2 separate regions of the Homo sapiens genome follow, and region 2 is linked to region 1. Evidence: read pairs that join two places in POLR2A ChIA-PET (ENCODE). Cell type or tissue: CD4-positive, alpha-beta T cell. All regions are shown on one strand. Each heading gives the region's core, and the rest is flanking DNA. Links, peaks and the distances in the headings are about the cores only. Region 1 overlaps TNPO1 (transportin 1). Region 2 overlaps TNPO1-DT (TNPO1 divergent transcript).

Region 1 (2,915 bases), core at 197-2,696:
AGATAGGATTGAATTAACTTGTCTTATACAACCATGTTGTTTGATTTATTATAATATTTGTAGTTTTTTAAAAGTTTCTGAAGTTAAGAGAGGGAAGGGGAGAAATCTATAGTGATAGAAATTATACTGGGGATTACTTTAGGAAGGGTTGATGGCTGGGATTGGACACAAAAGAAACCTCTTCATACTCAGCGATCTCTATCTTGAGCTGGGTGTTGGTTACACAGATGGGTTCACTTTGTAAAAATCCATCTATGGATCATATGCTTATCATTTGTACAATGTTGTGTCTATATTGTATCAAATAAAAGTGTATAAAAATGACAGTGGTACAATGGAATACTATTCACTTTTTATTGAAATATTTTCAATAAATATTTAATGATATACGAAGTCAGGCAAGAAACAGGACAATCCCATTATTATAAAATATAATGTGCATAAAAACACATAGAATGAAGACTAGAATAAAAGCACTACAGTATTAATACATTTTATGTCCAGATGGTGGTGATTTTGTTTTGAGTTTTTTTTTGTTTAAGAACAGTTTATTAGATTGGGCCATTTACGAAGTCATTAGAACTTGGTGAGCAAAGTCAGATTACAGGCTATTAAGCAGAAAAATAAGAGTGAAAGAGAGAGGAAAAGGCATTTTTAAAAAGAAAGAAAAAGCTAACTAGAGAGGTGGAAAGGTAGTAGTTTTTTTAAGCCCCTACTAGCAAGGGACTTTTCATGTTAAAAATCCTCTCCTTTATCAAACTGTTTGGTTTTTACAAATAAGTCATGCTTGATACTTACATTTTGTTGTTTTTGTTTAAGCATTTAGTTTTAGTGAAAAATGTCATTAATAGCTTCAGTTGACTGTAGCAGATGCAACTCATAGTAGCTTTAAAAACCTATATTCGTGTCTCAGTCTTCACTGATTAAGTGTGGTTGTTTGCTCAGATCTTTTTTAGCTTTAGTTGCCACATGGAGGCAAATAATACCTCACTAGGTTGTAATGAAAATCAAATGAGAAAATGTAGTATGTGAAAATACTTTAATGGAATTAAACACTACCCAGTTGTAAAATTACATCATTTTTATTGTGTTTCCTTCGACCCAAAGTCCTTACTTTTGGAATGTAGTTATTTCATAATGGAATTTATTTCCCTTAATAGGAGTTCAAAAGTTGAAGTTTATGCAGAAATGCAATTTTTTTTAAGTCAAGTTCTGCAAATGTTGCATATAATGGTTTTCGAGGTCTGGGTTGCGACTGCATCAATATTTTAGACTTTTTAGTGCCTTATATATCAAATTGAAATGTAAACATTTTTATTGCTTCTAATTATTGCTGAACTGTCAGGGAAATTAACAACCTTTTTACCCTATTTCAATCATTTTTCGTTAATTCACCATGTGTATGTAAAATAATATACCCAAAACAGATCTCTTCAGGTGTTTCGCAGGGGTTTTGATAAGGACTTGACTTTTTATTAGCCCTTAAGTCAGTAGTAATCTGGACGGAATTAGAGATGGGTTGGGTTGGAGAAAACTGCGTGGCACTAGGACCCAGGGGGCTCCCGTGAGCGGATCTTGGGGCCAGATTGCAAATTCGCGGTGACTCAGTCTGGTCGGCTCCTTGCGCTCGGCGGCCGCGGCGGCAGCAGCAGCAGACGCTGGCGGCCGGGCTGCCAGGAGCAGTTCCGCCGGGTTTCACTGTCCGTGACTTCCTTCGGGGCACCTCAGGCAGGTCCGCGGCGTTTGGGGAGCGCTGGGGTTGTGGTGGCGGGGAGAACGGGTCAGCTGCGCGCGGGAAGCCTCTGGGCCTGTGCACCGGGAGTAACAGTTGCTCCGTCTCTTCCTGTGTCTGGCTTTATTTGCAGCAAACCAAGATGGAGTATGAGTGGAAACCTGACGAGCAAGGGCTTCAGCAAATCCTGCAGCTGTTGAAGGAGTCCCAGTCCCCAGACACCACCATCCAGAGAACCGTGCAACAAGTATCCTTTCCGAGGCCTGGCCGCCACCCGCGCAGCTCGCCCCGCGCTGCGGCCCAGCCCCCGGCGGCCGGGGGCTCCCGTCGCCTCCGCCTCTGCCCCTCCCCCATCCTCCGAGACCGGCCTCCTCCCTGGGTCCGGGCGCGGGGGAAGCCGCCGCTGCCCCTGCCGGGCGACTCGCGCACGCGGCCCTGGTGCCTGGGCCGGGGGCGCCGCCGCGTGGGGCTCACGCCGCCAAGGCCACCGGCTTCCGGCGCGCAGGAGGCGGGGGCCCCCGGCCGCCGCCCGGGATCGCGACATGTGCGCGGGCCGGGCCGCCACGTCCCCGCCCGCCGCTGACCTGCCGCGGGGGTAGGGAGCGGGCGGGCGGGAGCGGCCCGGGCCCACACAATGCGCCCCGTGGGTGGGGGTGGCAGGCCGAGCGGGAGGCCGGGTGGAGGGCGCTCTGTGCGCGGCGGAGCTCGCCGCCTGACTGGCCAGAAATGGGTGGAGCTGGCGCGGGGTTTGAACTGCAGCTGTGTGGGTCTTGGGGGTTTTTCCACGTCCTTGCCCTAAAAAGGCTGGGGACCTACAGGTGGGGGAAAGGGGTCTCTGTGCCTCACCCTGGGGTTACTGGTGTTAACACCTGTTGCGAACTCCTTGTCACCCAAGTGAGATTTTCTTTTTAAAGCTTTGGCTCAAGGCTGACTGCACAATTATGTAGGTCTTTACCGAGTGTGCTGGTGTAGTGATCCTGTTGCTACGGTTTTAGAGACAGGAAAGGTTAAGAGAACCAAAACTCTACCACGTATGCTTTCTGTAGTGCCCTAAACCGTGCTCAAATGGAGAGCTCTTACTGGATGCAGTAAAGGAAACATTCACTCTATATCATGAATAACCTTTTAACCCCCGTTTTAAGCCTAAAGAAGTTAGTTAAGTCTACTATTTTTTGCAGAAAAG
Region 2 (2,915 bases), core at 106-2,605, 180 kb before region 1:
GTTTTGTTTTGTTTTTTTCTGGTTCAATGTTTTCATCATCTCAACTGAGGAAAAATCCACAGGGAAAATGTGTACACTCTAGGCAGAGCAGAAGTCTGGTATTTTCATCAAAGTGCTAGATTCCTTCTGTTTGTATAGCCAAAAGAAAAAGAAAGTATCTCTGTGTACTATGTACTATAGACTCATTGGAGTGCAAAACCCAGAAGATCATGCTTTGTCTTCTTTGAAAGGATTTTGTTATGCTTTGCAATATGTATGTGTGGGTGAGCATGGTTTCAGAAAGCAAAATATCCCACCAGGGCCGATCTAGACCAATTGCTTAGAGAACAATGTAAATGCATGTAACATTCAACTTTTTACATTATTCTCCTTAGAATCATCATTACTACCTCAAGGACATTGGTGATTTCTTTGAAATACGCTTACCCTGAATCCTTCAGTGTATGTATGCCGAAACAAAAAAAAATTCTCATGTCTAGGGTTTCATTTGCCATTTCTCTCATGTCTTTCAGGAAAAGTCCTAACAAGTAGATTCTATCAGACCTTCAAAAATAGCTAACTCAACGTGGATAGACAATTCAGAGAAATTAAAGTTAAAACTAAAATTGTTATTTGTGTAATTATTTGTGTAGCAGAATAACTTGACTGAGAAATTACCCCAGGCTGTCTTTTCTCAGCAGTGGGCCCAAGAAGAAAGTCTGATTGGTGTTAAGCCCTCCCCTCACAAGGTGGTGAGAGGTTTCCTTTTCCCCAGGGCAGAACACAGAGACTTTAGATTTAGTCCACCATGTGTTAAATTCTACATCTCAAAACATGTAGAACTAGATCATCTGAAAAGGGAGCAACTGAAGGAGCAGGTGACAAAGAATAGAGGTGTGGTCAGTCCCAGGCGGGTCGGGGACAGATGCCTCATCCCACACAGCCTTTCCCAGATGGCACCATCTCCATTGGGGAGCCTACATGGCATTATGTCATGGGCATGATGCACTCTGGCCTTGTGGACCTCAATCAAGACATTATTGATGGGAGGAATAAGTTCAAGCGATGTATTGTACATCGTGGTGACTACAGTTAATAACAGTACATTGAATATTTGAAAATTGCTAACAGAGTAGATTTTAAGTATTCTCAGCACAAAAAGTGAAAGTATGCAAGGCAATGCATAAGTTAAATTGCTTGACTTAGGCATTCCACAATGTTTATATATATCAAAGCATCATGTTGTTCACCACAGACATTTACAATTTTTACCTGTCAATTTAAATAAATATATAAAACACTATTGGCCAAGCATATGAGAAAGAGATCTAGGCTAACTTGATCAGACTGTGACGGTCAGGGACCTTTTGGTGACTGTTAGGATTCTTCTAATGTTAGAAACTGTCAACAGGATCCTCTGTGAACTGGAGAAGGAAGGACTACCAGCTCAAATTATCAAGCTTGAGCTTTTAATATTTTATTCCTACCAGGGCTACAGCTCTTGCTACATCACTCCTAACCAAGAGATATCTTAAATACCACTAATATCACCTACCCAAAAATTATTTCTAACATCTCTTTTATTACTTAACCAACTTCAAGGTGTTGGTTCAGATTAACTTGTTTGTACTTACATCACACTCCTCGAACTGAAGTATTTCCAAGTGAATTACCATAAATCAATATAGCATGTGGCTCCAAGAGAGTGGGTGCCTGGAGCAGCAGAGTCTCTGACCTCCCAGTGGACACTGGAGGCTTGGACTGAGATCATTGCACAGCCAGTTGATGGCCTAAAGACCAGAGGCCTTTTCTCAAGTTTCCTGTATTTCTTAATTCCTTGGAGTTCATAAACTCCTGGATTTTGCAAACCCCAGGGAAGGGAAACAGGCTACCCAGAAACATATTTGTATCCCTTAGACTAAATAATTATCTGTGCAAGCTAAACTTAATTTGATTTTTTTAAAAAATGATGTGTCATTTCTTGTGCCAATATGTTATGACACAGATCTGCACATGTTATATTTGTTTAGTATCTGTCTCCCTCACTAGATTGTCAGCTTTTTAAAGACTAGGACCATATTTGTTTTGTTCACCACTGCATTCCACACCATATTGTAAATGGTCAATAAATATTTATTTGTGGAAAGAAGGGAATGAGGGAGAAAGTAGGCAAGCAGAAATCAGGGGAAGGAGAGAGAGTGAAAGGAAGAAAGGGAGAGGATTAAAACAGCAGTCCCCAAACCAAGCCTTCCCTTCTAATGTCACTATCGACTCTGAGGATTCAAACCCCAGGGTTCTACATAGGCTTTCTCCAAGATATCAGTCTCAGTGATATCTCCAAGGTGAGACAAGACTCTACTTGAGTAGAGTAGCTACACAAGAGTCCTATAAAACACTCAAGCTAAAATAAAATCTGTGTTTAAAAGTACTTAGGGCAAATTGTGTTCTAAACCATAAATCAAAAGCTGACAGCTGCAGGTGCCAGTTTCATGAAAGAATCTGTGCTCTTCAGCAAATGTCCAGGCTAGAAGAGGGCTCCAAGATCTCATGGGGGTGATGCAGTTCCTCATAAATGAAAAAACTGAGGTGCAGGCAAGTTAGTAAGTTTCAGCTGGTACAGCCAGGATGACAAGTGACAACTTTTGTTAAGTATAGTCATCCTACTCTACTATCAAGCATTGAATTTATTCCTTTTATTTTACTATATGTTTATACCCTACAACCCAGTTCTCTTCACCCTTCCCTCTCCCCAGCACCCACCCTTCCTAGTCTGATATCTATCTTTCCACTCTCTACCTGCATGTGATCACATTTTTTAGCTCCCACATGTAACCAGGAACGTGTGAGATTTATCTTTTTGTGCCTGGCTTATCTCACTTAACATAATAACCTCAAGTTCCATCCATGTTGCTGCAAAAATTACAGGATTTCATTCT

What was found. ChIA-PET counts read pairs that join two places held together with the same protein. Peaks named below come from ENCODE experiments on the same cell type or tissue, not always from the same donor. Only the 100,000 strongest peaks of a DNase experiment are listed, where the experiment ranks them.
Region 2: POLR2A ChIA-PET joins it to region 1 with 5 read pairs; 2 of 35 experiments call an interaction of 5 or more read pairs at or near these places.

What each region holds. Positions count from the first base shown.
Region 1 is chr5:72,846,520-72,849,434 of GRCh38, forward strand. TNPO1 (transportin 1) reads left to right here. Exons shown (of 25, transcript NM_002270.4): 2 at 1,866-1,979. Among named protein-coding and RNA genes, the nearest start is that of MIR4804, 31 kb to the right of the region's middle. RefSeq lists enhancers at 1,450-1,689, 2,490-2,669 and a silencer at 2,040-2,379. In CD4-positive, alpha-beta T cell, for the core only: no CTCF peak of the experiment used is centred there; DNase peaks (open chromatin) are centred at 1,592 and 2,172; H3K4me3 peaks cover 1,326 bases; H3K27ac peaks cover 447 bases.
Region 2 is chr5:72,671,355-72,674,269 of GRCh38, forward strand. The region is part of intron 7 of TNPO1-DT (TNPO1 divergent transcript); the gene reads right to left. Among named protein-coding and RNA genes, the nearest start is that of TNPO1-DT, 140 kb to the right of the region's middle. In CD4-positive, alpha-beta T cell, for the core only: no CTCF peak of the experiment used is centred there; no DNase peak of the experiment used is centred there.